Regions from separate parts of the Homo sapiens genome. Here regions 1 and 3 are each linked to region 2. Evidence: chromatin contacts called from ENCODE Hi-C or POLR2A ChIA-PET data. All regions are on one chromosome and are shown on one strand. The core of a region is the stretch at or near the end of the contact, and the rest is flanking DNA. Distances in the headings are between cores, read along the strand shown. Region 1 holds the start of SNHG7 (small nucleolar RNA host gene 7). Region 2 holds the start of LINC01451 (long intergenic non-protein coding RNA 1451). Region 3 has its middle 11 kb from the start of DIPK1B.

What was found. A loop is a pair of places that touch in the nucleus more often than their neighbours do. ChIA-PET counts read pairs that join two places held with the same protein, here RNA polymerase II (POLR2A). Pooled maps may share reads with other maps.
Region 1: a pooled map shows a loop between it and region 2 (2.3-fold over the local background). The contact joins the promoter of SNHG7 here to the promoter of LINC01451 in region 2. A Hi-C loop is called at or near these places in 1 of 50 pooled maps. POLR2A ChIA-PET finds 5 or more read pairs at or near these places in 4 of 52 experiments (AG04449, H1, HepG2 and 1 more).
Region 3: a pooled map shows a loop between it and region 2 (2.1-fold over the local background). The contact joins the enhancer-like site here to the promoter of LINC01451 in region 2. A Hi-C loop is called at or near these places in 1 of 50 pooled maps. POLR2A ChIA-PET finds 5 or more read pairs at or near these places in 6 of 52 experiments (H1, MCF 10A, Panc1 and 2 more).

Annotation. Positions count from the first base shown.
Region 1 is chr9:136,726,850-136,729,560 of GRCh38, forward strand. SNHG7 (small nucleolar RNA host gene 7) reads right to left here and starts at 1,335. Exons shown (of 5, transcript NR_024543.1): 1 at 1,032-1,335; 2 at 197-237. It overlaps LOC124900276 (cuticle collagen 2-like), which reads right to left and starts at 1,335. Exons shown (of 5, transcript XM_047424334.1): 1 at 1,032-1,335; 2 at 197-237. SNORA17A (small nucleolar RNA, H/ACA box 17A) reads right to left here and starts at 30; the gene lies at 1-30. RefSeq lists silencers at 1,083-1,762, 1,916-2,085 and an enhancer at 2,533-2,682.
Region 2 is chr9:136,615,765-136,618,656 of GRCh38, forward strand. LINC01451 (long intergenic non-protein coding RNA 1451) reads right to left here and starts at 1,417. Exons shown (of 3, transcript NR_135288.1): 1 at 1-1,417.
Region 3 is chr9:136,700,116-136,702,815 of GRCh38, forward strand. No RefSeq gene overlaps it. Among named protein-coding and RNA genes, the nearest start is that of DIPK1B, 11 kb to the right of the region's middle. RefSeq lists enhancers at 1,055-1,214, 1,255-1,304. Within about 2 kb of position 1,301, at least 3 of the 41 ENCODE cell types and tissues checked have a DNase peak (open chromatin) inside an H3K27ac peak, as active enhancers do.

The sequences.
Region 1 (2,711 bases), core at 85-2,584, 110 kb after region 2:
AGCCACAGCTGCAACGCCTCTAGGGGCAGTGTCCTGTTGAAGACTAAATAATCCGTTTTTACTCCCCTGGAGACAGCTTCTAGCCTCAATGTGAACACAAGACCGACTGGTCCCTCCAGTCACTTAAGATGTTGCACAGGAGGGCTTAGTTACATTGGAGGATTGACCCTGTTCCAGCTCCAATGCACCAACTTACCCAACACCCCACGCACGTGTCATCTCCAGTGAGCAGACGTCCTAGAGAAAAAAAGAAACCGCAATTTTGTATAAATCTTGCAAACACCACAGAGGAGCATCACATAAACACTGCGTTTTTTGGGAGGCCGAGGCGGGCAGATCACTTGAGGTCAGGAGTTCAAAACCAGCCTGGCCAACACGGTGAAACCCGTCTCTCTAAAAAAAAAAAAAAAAAAAGTTAGCTGGCCTAGTGGCTGGCGCCTGTAATCCCAGCTACTCTGGAGGCTGAAGCAGGAAAGTCGCTTGAACCCAGGAGGCAGAGGTGGTAGTGAGCTGAGATCGCGCCACTGCACTCCAGCCTGGGCAACTGAGACTCTGTCTCGAAAAGAAAAAGACTGCGTTTTGCTGCATCTGGTCTCCAGGAAGGCGGACCAAAGAAGCTCCCTGCCACCAAAAAGCTCACTGTCACAAGGGCCGTTCTAGAAAAATCCGACCCATGTTACTCTCTCCCCTTACTCTACGCTTAATTTGCGGGAGGGGAAGTTGGAGTTACAACACAGTGGCCACGAAACGCGGGCTGCTGATCCCCTGCAGGTATCAAGGGACCAGGACCACGAGGCGGAATGCCCACCAGACAACCGAGCAGTCCTCCTCCCGCCAGAACAGCCTCCCGCTGAGCAGCCACAGTGACAAGGAAACCACCTGACGCAGCATAAGAAATCAATTTTTCAAAGATGCCGACAAACATCTTCCCACAGCCTGAGCGACTCAGGGAAGCAGCGGCAGGAGCGGAAGGGTCGTGGGTGAACGGGGTGCCTTTCTCTAAGATCCGAATTCGCGCACTCAGCTCTCACCAGGCTTCCCGAAGCTTCCTGGCTGGAAACCGCGCAGGGCCGGCAGCGCCCTCTCCACCAAGGGACACACCAGCGGCGCCTCCTCCGCGGCCCGGGCCCCCATCCCGCGGCTCGCGCGGCCAGGACGCCCCAGGTCGGAGCCTGCCCCCACCCCGCACCCGGAGGCCAGCAGCCCAGTCCCCTAGGCCGCGCAGCGCCAGCGAGAGCGAGGCTGCAGGGCGAGGCCCGGTGAGGCGCTCGAGAACTGGCCGGGAGGAGAAGTCAGGCGGCCCACCCGCCACGGCAGCCTCCGGCGCACGCAGAGGACGAGAAGGGAAGCGCCGCGCCTTTTATAGCGCGTACGGCGGCCCGCAAGAGTCAATCCGCCCCGCCCAAGCAGCGCCCCCCAGCGGTCCCCGGCCGTTCAGCTCCCCGCGCCCGCACGTGGGCGCTGCTCAGTGGCTGGCGGGCGGGCGTGTGGGTTCGCCACGCAGAGCAGCGGCAGCGCCGTGACCCGTGTCCTGCACCGCGACCGCCCCACGGGGCCAGCAGCCAGGGCCGCGCCGTTTCCGACCCGCCGGGTGCCGGGCACGCCACGGACACGCGCGGCTCCCCGTTTTCGCGGAGGATTCCCAGGCCGGGTCAGGAGGACGCTCCACGAGCCCGTGGGTCCCGGTGGTCCCAGCCATTGGGGCGGCTCCCGTGACTGTCGAGCAGCGCCCACCCCGGGCAGCATGGGGCTCCCGCGACGCGCTCCGTCCCTTCCCCACCAGGGGCTCTGCCGGTGTCGGCCATGGGCGCGGGTACACACCAGGCGCCTAATGAGTGCTGAGGCGGGCGAGGGTCCCGGCAGGCGGGATTACCGCGGCCAGGCCTGACTAGCGCCCTGTCTGCGCTGTGTCCTGGGACCTCGGTCACCGCGCAGGGCGGGACACCGAGGCCTCGCGGCCAAGCGACTCGCCGCGGTCGCCGGGCTGCGAACGGTGGAGCCGCCGGGACTCGGACCAGGACGCGAGCTCCAGAGCAGGGGATGACAGGCCTGAGCCGCAGGGGCCGGGAGGAAGGCCGCGCTGCTGTCCTGGGGCTGGGCAGCCTCCGCATTGCACAGCGCAGACCGCTCTAGCCTTAGGCCTGGAGGGGACACCAGGAGATGAGGCTTCTGGCTCAGCCTGCTCTCTGCAGCCACAGGCAAAGGCCAGGAAGGCCGGGGTGCGGGAGCTGGCATAGGAGCTGGCTCCAGCTCGGGTACTGGCTTAGAGGGAGCAGGAGCTGGTGATAAATTCAACTCAAATTTTCATTGCCTTTGCAAAGCCAGAAAACACCCCAGGGCTCCTAAGAAAAGCCCCAGCGCAGGACCCCAGGACACTTTGCAACTGGGCTGCAACTGCGCGGTCTGAGGCTCCTCCCTGTGTGGCCCCACCAGCAGGCTGGGTTCTAGCTCTGGTGTTGGGGCTGGAGCTGGCACCACAGCAGGCTCCACCTCCAGAGATGGTGCAGGCTCTGTCCTAGCACTGACACGGTTGTTGGAGACAAGCTGGCTCTGCCCCGGGGACCGATGCTCTGGAGCTGCCTCTAGCTGTGTTGCTGTTGCTAGTCTTTGCCCTGGGAAAAGTGTCAGAGCTGGTCCTAGCTCTGGATATGGTGCTAGAGCTGGTTCTTGATTGGATTTCGCTCTAGAGCTGGCAGGAACTCTGGCTCTCG
Region 2 (2,892 bases), core at 167-2,666:
ATGGTGCTGGGAGGCCAGACAGGCTTTGGGGAAGTTACCTGACCTCTCTGAGCCACGAGGTCTTCATTTACAGGATGTGGCTGTGTGTCTCACTGTGACTCTGGGGAGGGACAAGGCTTAGTCAGTGCCTGCCCGGACGCCCACACCCAGCACACAGTAGGTGCTCAGAAAACGCAGCCCAGATTGTTGGAGGCAGAGGGACCCAGGGGCCCCTGGAACAAAGCCCTCGTTGAGCTGGTAGAGACCAAGGCCAGAGAGCCCTAGGCACCTCCCCCGTCTCCCAAGGCCTCTGGGGACCCCCTTTCCACCGAGACCCCTCTGCCCCTGCCCCTCCGGTGACTCGGTGGTTCCCACGTCAGTGACAGCAGGGCCCCTCCCGCCCAGGACAAGCACCACCGCAGGCTGGGGCTGCCTTTCCCTCCTCCGTCTCCCCTCTGCCCACTCGGATCCCACCAGCCTCCTCCAAGGGCCTGTCTGGCCTGCCCAGTCTGCGGGACTCCAGCCATGGTGACGATTCCCCACCATCTCTTGGGAAGGACTGGAGTCATGGTTCAGCTCCAACTGGGGGAGTGCTCCGGTTGCCAGCGGCCAGAGGACCCCGGGGTTGGGGCTGATCCTCGTCAGTCACCCCATCACCAGCTGAAGACCCCCAGCGCCTCCCATGCCCCCTGAGGTGAGGGGGCTGCCTGGAGCATGTGCCCCTGGGGTGACTCGTCCAGGCTACCAGAGAGGCTGCCCAGGAGCACCCGTGTGAGGGGCTGGCCTGGCTCCCATCGTCAGGCACGTGAGGCTGCATGGGGGCTGCATGGGACTTCGCGCCCTTGTCCCCAGGTAGAAGAAGGGGGCGCAGATACCCCCCAGGATGGTCACAGACCCTCCCCATCCCCCTCCAGGGCCAGGGCCAGGTGGTTCGCAGGCTGAGCCTGGGCTCCTGGATCTTGGAGACAGAGGAGACAAAGGAAGAGGTCTCCAGCCATCTGGGCCATTGGTGCACTTGGGGCCTGAGGTTTCTCCAGCCCGTCGGGATTGACCCCTGCTGTCCGAGTAGCCTGGGGTGTGGGCCCCCACCCTGTCCATCTCATATGTGTCCCCCCGGCTCCCCACCAGAGGGGATGAGTGTGTGGAAGGATGTCGGGGGGCTGCTTTGCTTTCTCAGGTCAAAGAAACATTGCCCTTGCCTTTCTGGAGCCCAGAGAAGTGGGTTCTCCAGGATCCAGCCCACGGAACATTCCAGAACCTGGTGGGGGGGGCCTCACCCCTCCCCTACCTCCCCATGGGGGTGATTTCCTCTGCTCGGCCACTCCCAGGCTCACCTCCAGAAGGTCCAGTTGCTGGACCAGGCAGGTCACAGGCCGAGCTCTGCTTCCAGCTGTCCAAACACACAGTGCCTGCAGGGCGACCTGGGGGTGATGGGGGTGTGGGATTGGGGGCTGGGGGCACAGGCCTGAGGGAGGGCCTTGCCCACTTCCCTGCAGGAGCCTCGGCCAGCCCTGCCTGTCTCTGATCTGTTGCCTCTTTGGGTTTAGGAAGTGCCAAAGAGGGCCATTATGGGGAGACCCTCAGGACTGCAGGGGGAGGGGCTGAGAGCCGTGCAGGAGATGTGGGCCGCCCACGGGGTGTGGCGGAGTGGGGAGGACAGGGCCCTTGGAGTTCGATGGCACTGGTGTGGGGACTGGCAGGCCCCAGGTCTGGGACCAGCACCCACACAGGAGACGCGAGCCCCAAACGGTATGGCGGGAAGTGGTGGGGCCCGTGTGCTGGGAACAGGTTCGTGCCTCCTGCAAGCTGTGCCGCCACGCTGGGCCAGGCTACTGAGTCGAGCAGCATCGGGTGGGCCTGGCCCTCAGGGGCTTTGCAGGGCCTGGGGCTGGTTGGAGCTGAAGGAGGCGGCCCCTCCAGACCAGGTGCCCTCCGGTGAGTGTCTCTGTCCTGTCCTCTCCCCTGTGAGTTGGAGAGAATGGCGGCACCCTGAGCCGCTGCAAAATGAAAGAGATCGTGGGTGAGAAGAGGCTCCTTGCTGGGGGCAGCTCTGTAGGCTCCTCTACTTGGGGCGATCGGGAGGCTCTGGAAAGAGCAGGCATCTGAGCTTGGCCGGAAGGCCTGGCCCCGGCGGCTGCTGCCCCTGGGACTCCCACATGAAGAGGCTGGGCAGGGGCGTGCCTGGAGGCCTCCCAGGCAGGTGCAGAGAGCGGCTGGCAGAGAGCTAGTGTGGAAACTGCCTTCCAGGGCAGTAAACTCCCCAGCAGCCAAAACCAGAAGGACATGAGAGGGCCCTAGGTGGGGCTGTCAGCCGGGCACCCACACCAGCCACAGCCAGCCTAGGAGAAGCTAGGGAAGAGGTGGGCTTGCCGAGGTGTATGGAAGAGGGTTTGGGCTGAAGGAGAGGTCATTCTTTTAAAGGAAAAGGCGACACAAACTCAGAGTCACTGTCAGCACGTGGTGTCTGGCCTGCTGTCACCTGGGGGAAAGGCACAGGTGCTGGGAAGTCCTGCCCGGCCGCTCTGCCTGTGTGAGAACCACCTGGGGGAGGCCTGGGGGGCCACCAGCCCCAGCGGGGATCTCCAGCCAGCCCAGCCCTGTTTTTTCCTCTCCTCCCACCTCCGCACTGGCCAATTTTCCTCTGTAGTGCAGGCATTACTTGCTGTTTTGTGAAGCACGTGCTGAACCCAGCGCAGGCCTGTGGCAGGTGCTGCCAGCCAAGACCTGCCTCGACGAAGGCCCCACACCAGGCACTTCTGCCGGGTGCGGCCCCTCGAGGCGCAGGAGCTGGTGGTGCAGGCAGCATGGAGGCCGGTTCCCGGGGCACAGCTCTCCTTGGAACTAAGTGAGACCTAAGTCCCACGTGGACGGGACCCTGGCCATCCCCCTGCACCCCTGCGTGGCCGTGGCCAG
Region 3 (2,700 bases), core at 51-2,550, 84 kb after region 2:
GAATCACGTGAACCCAGGAGGCGGAAGTTGCAGTGAGCCAAGATGGTACCATTGCACTCCAGCCTGGGCAACAGAGTGAGACTCCATCTCAAAAAAAAAAAAAAGTGTATAATTTAGCACTTTCAGTTTTTTGCAACGCCTCCAATGTTTTGCAACCATCACCTCCAGAACATTTTCATCCCCCCAAAGGGAAACGCCTTCCCCATAGGCACTCGCTCCCCACTGCTCCCTCCCCCAGCCCATGGCAACCACTCATCTTCGTGTGTCTGTGGATTTGCCCGTTCTGGAAATTTCATAGAAGCGGAATCAGGACCATGTGGACCTTTGTGCCTGGATTCTTTCACTCAGCATGACAGCTTCACGACTCACCCACATAGCCTGGGCCAGAACTTCATTCCTCTGGCCGGGCACAGGGCCTCACGCCTGGAATCCCGGCACTTTGGGAGGCGAGATGGGGGAGGATCACTTGAGGCCAGGAGTTTGAGACCAGCCTGGACAGCATAGTGAGATCCCATCTCTACTAAAAATAAAACGTTAGCTGGGCGTGGTGGTACATGCCTGTAATCCCAGCTACTCGGGAGGCTGTGGCACGAGAATTGCTTGAACCCGGGAGATGGAGGTTGCAGTGAGCCGAGATCGCACCACTGCACTGCAGCCTGGAGGATACAGCAAGACTGTGTCTCCAAAAAAAAAAAAAAAATCAGCCAGGTGTGCTGGCAGGTGCCTGTAATCCCAGCTACTCGGGAGGCTGAGGCACGAGAATCGCTTGAACCTGGGAGGTGGAGGTTGCACTGGGCCAAGGTTGCCCCACTGCACTCCATCCTGGGAGACAGAGCGAGACTCCACCTCAAAAAAAAAAAAAAAAAGCTCATGCTGTCTACAGGGAAAGCCCCTACTGGAGACAGCTGCGCTTGAGTGAGTGGGACTACAGTGCCAACGCTAGGGCTTATTGTGTTGACTGTGGGGTCACCGCGGTTGCCACGTTCCGAGGACACGGTCACTTCCTCGACCGCCTGTCCTGCCTCAGATGAACCTGCATATTTTACAATGAACGTTCAAGACGTCGGTGATAAGGACATGAACAACAGCGACAAGGGCTGTTTTAGAGGAACCCGCCTGAGGTTCCCGGCCCCAGCCTCTCGAAGGACGCAGCTCTGTGCTCAGCCCTGCCTCCCTTGTCTCTCCACCCCCACCTTCCTGTGTGCTTCAGCCCACCTGGGACATCCGAATTTTCTCCAGGAGGAGCGGCAGGTACTAGGGTGATGACAGTTATGAACACGAGTCACAGCCCCGCTCGGTGGGATGGCCTCCTGTGTTCCCTGTGACTCGGACGCTGAACGTTGCTCACACGTTGACAGCATGGAGACGGTTTCACCGTCTGCTACTTTCGAGTTTATTGTGGTGTCTCTCTGCGTCACCCTCATTTTGAGCAGCTGTGGAGGATCCGGGGGCCCCAGCGCCCGCAGGATTCAGGTTTGTCTCCGCCGGCCAGGACATCCTCACAAAGCAGACGTTTCCTCCCCACGGGTCTGGAGGCTGGGGGTGGGGGCGCCCCGTGGTCCGGCTCTGGTGAGGGTCCTCTTCCTGGCAGATCCTGGGAACCCGCCTGAGGTTCCCAGCCCTGGCCTCTCTAAGGATCCAGCCCTTTTCCCCGTTCTCAGCCCTGCCTCCCTTCTCTAGTGCCTTCTTGCTGCGTCCTGACGCGAGGGTGGGATAAGGAATAAGGGGAGGGCACCTGTGCCCTTTCTACTAAGGCCCACCCTCATGACCTCATCCACCCCCAGGCACCTCCCATAGGCTACATCGTCAATACCCTCTCCTTGCAGGTTAGGGCTTCCAGGAAGGAATTTAGTGGGGACACGATTCAGTCCCCCCACTTACACCTTTGCAAATAGCAAGAGAGGGCTGGATATGGTGGCTCACGTCTGTAATCCCAGCACTTTCGGAGGCCAAGGCGGGTGGACCACCTGAGGTCAGGGGTTCGAGACCAGCCTGGCCAACATGGTGAAACTCCATCTCTACTAAAAATACAAAAAATTAGCCGGGCATGGTGGTGCGCGCCTGTAGTCCCAGCTACTCAGGAGGCTGAGGCAGGAGAATTGCTTGAACCTGGGAGGTGGAGGTTGCAGTGAGCCGAGATCGTGCCACTGCACTCCAGCCTGGGTGACAAAAGTGAAACTCTGTCTCGGATAAAAAAAAAAAAAATAGCAAGAGAGGTTCAATCACCTATACATGGAAGGAACACAGGGAGATTGACACACACACACACACACGCACGCGGGCACACACCCATGTGCACACACACACACAGAGCTAAATGACAAAAATGAAAATGGTACCACACTGCACGTGCTGCCCTGCACCTTGATTTTGATACTGCAGTGGGTTAAATGGTGCCCCCCAAAAGATAAGTCCCCCTGGAATGTGTAAATGTAACTTTCTGTGGAAATGGGGTCTTTACAGCTGTAATTAGGTTAAAGACCTCGAGTGAGATCAATTTTGCCTTTTTTTTTTTTTTTTTTTTTTTGAGATGGAGTCTCACTCTGTCACCCAGGCTGGAGTAAAATGGCGCGATCTCGGCTCTCTGCAACCTCCGTCTCCCCGGTTCCCGCGATTCTCCTGCCTCGGCCTCCCGAGTAGCTGGGATTATAGGCGCCCACCACCACACCCAGCTAATATTTGTATTTTTAGTAGAGATGG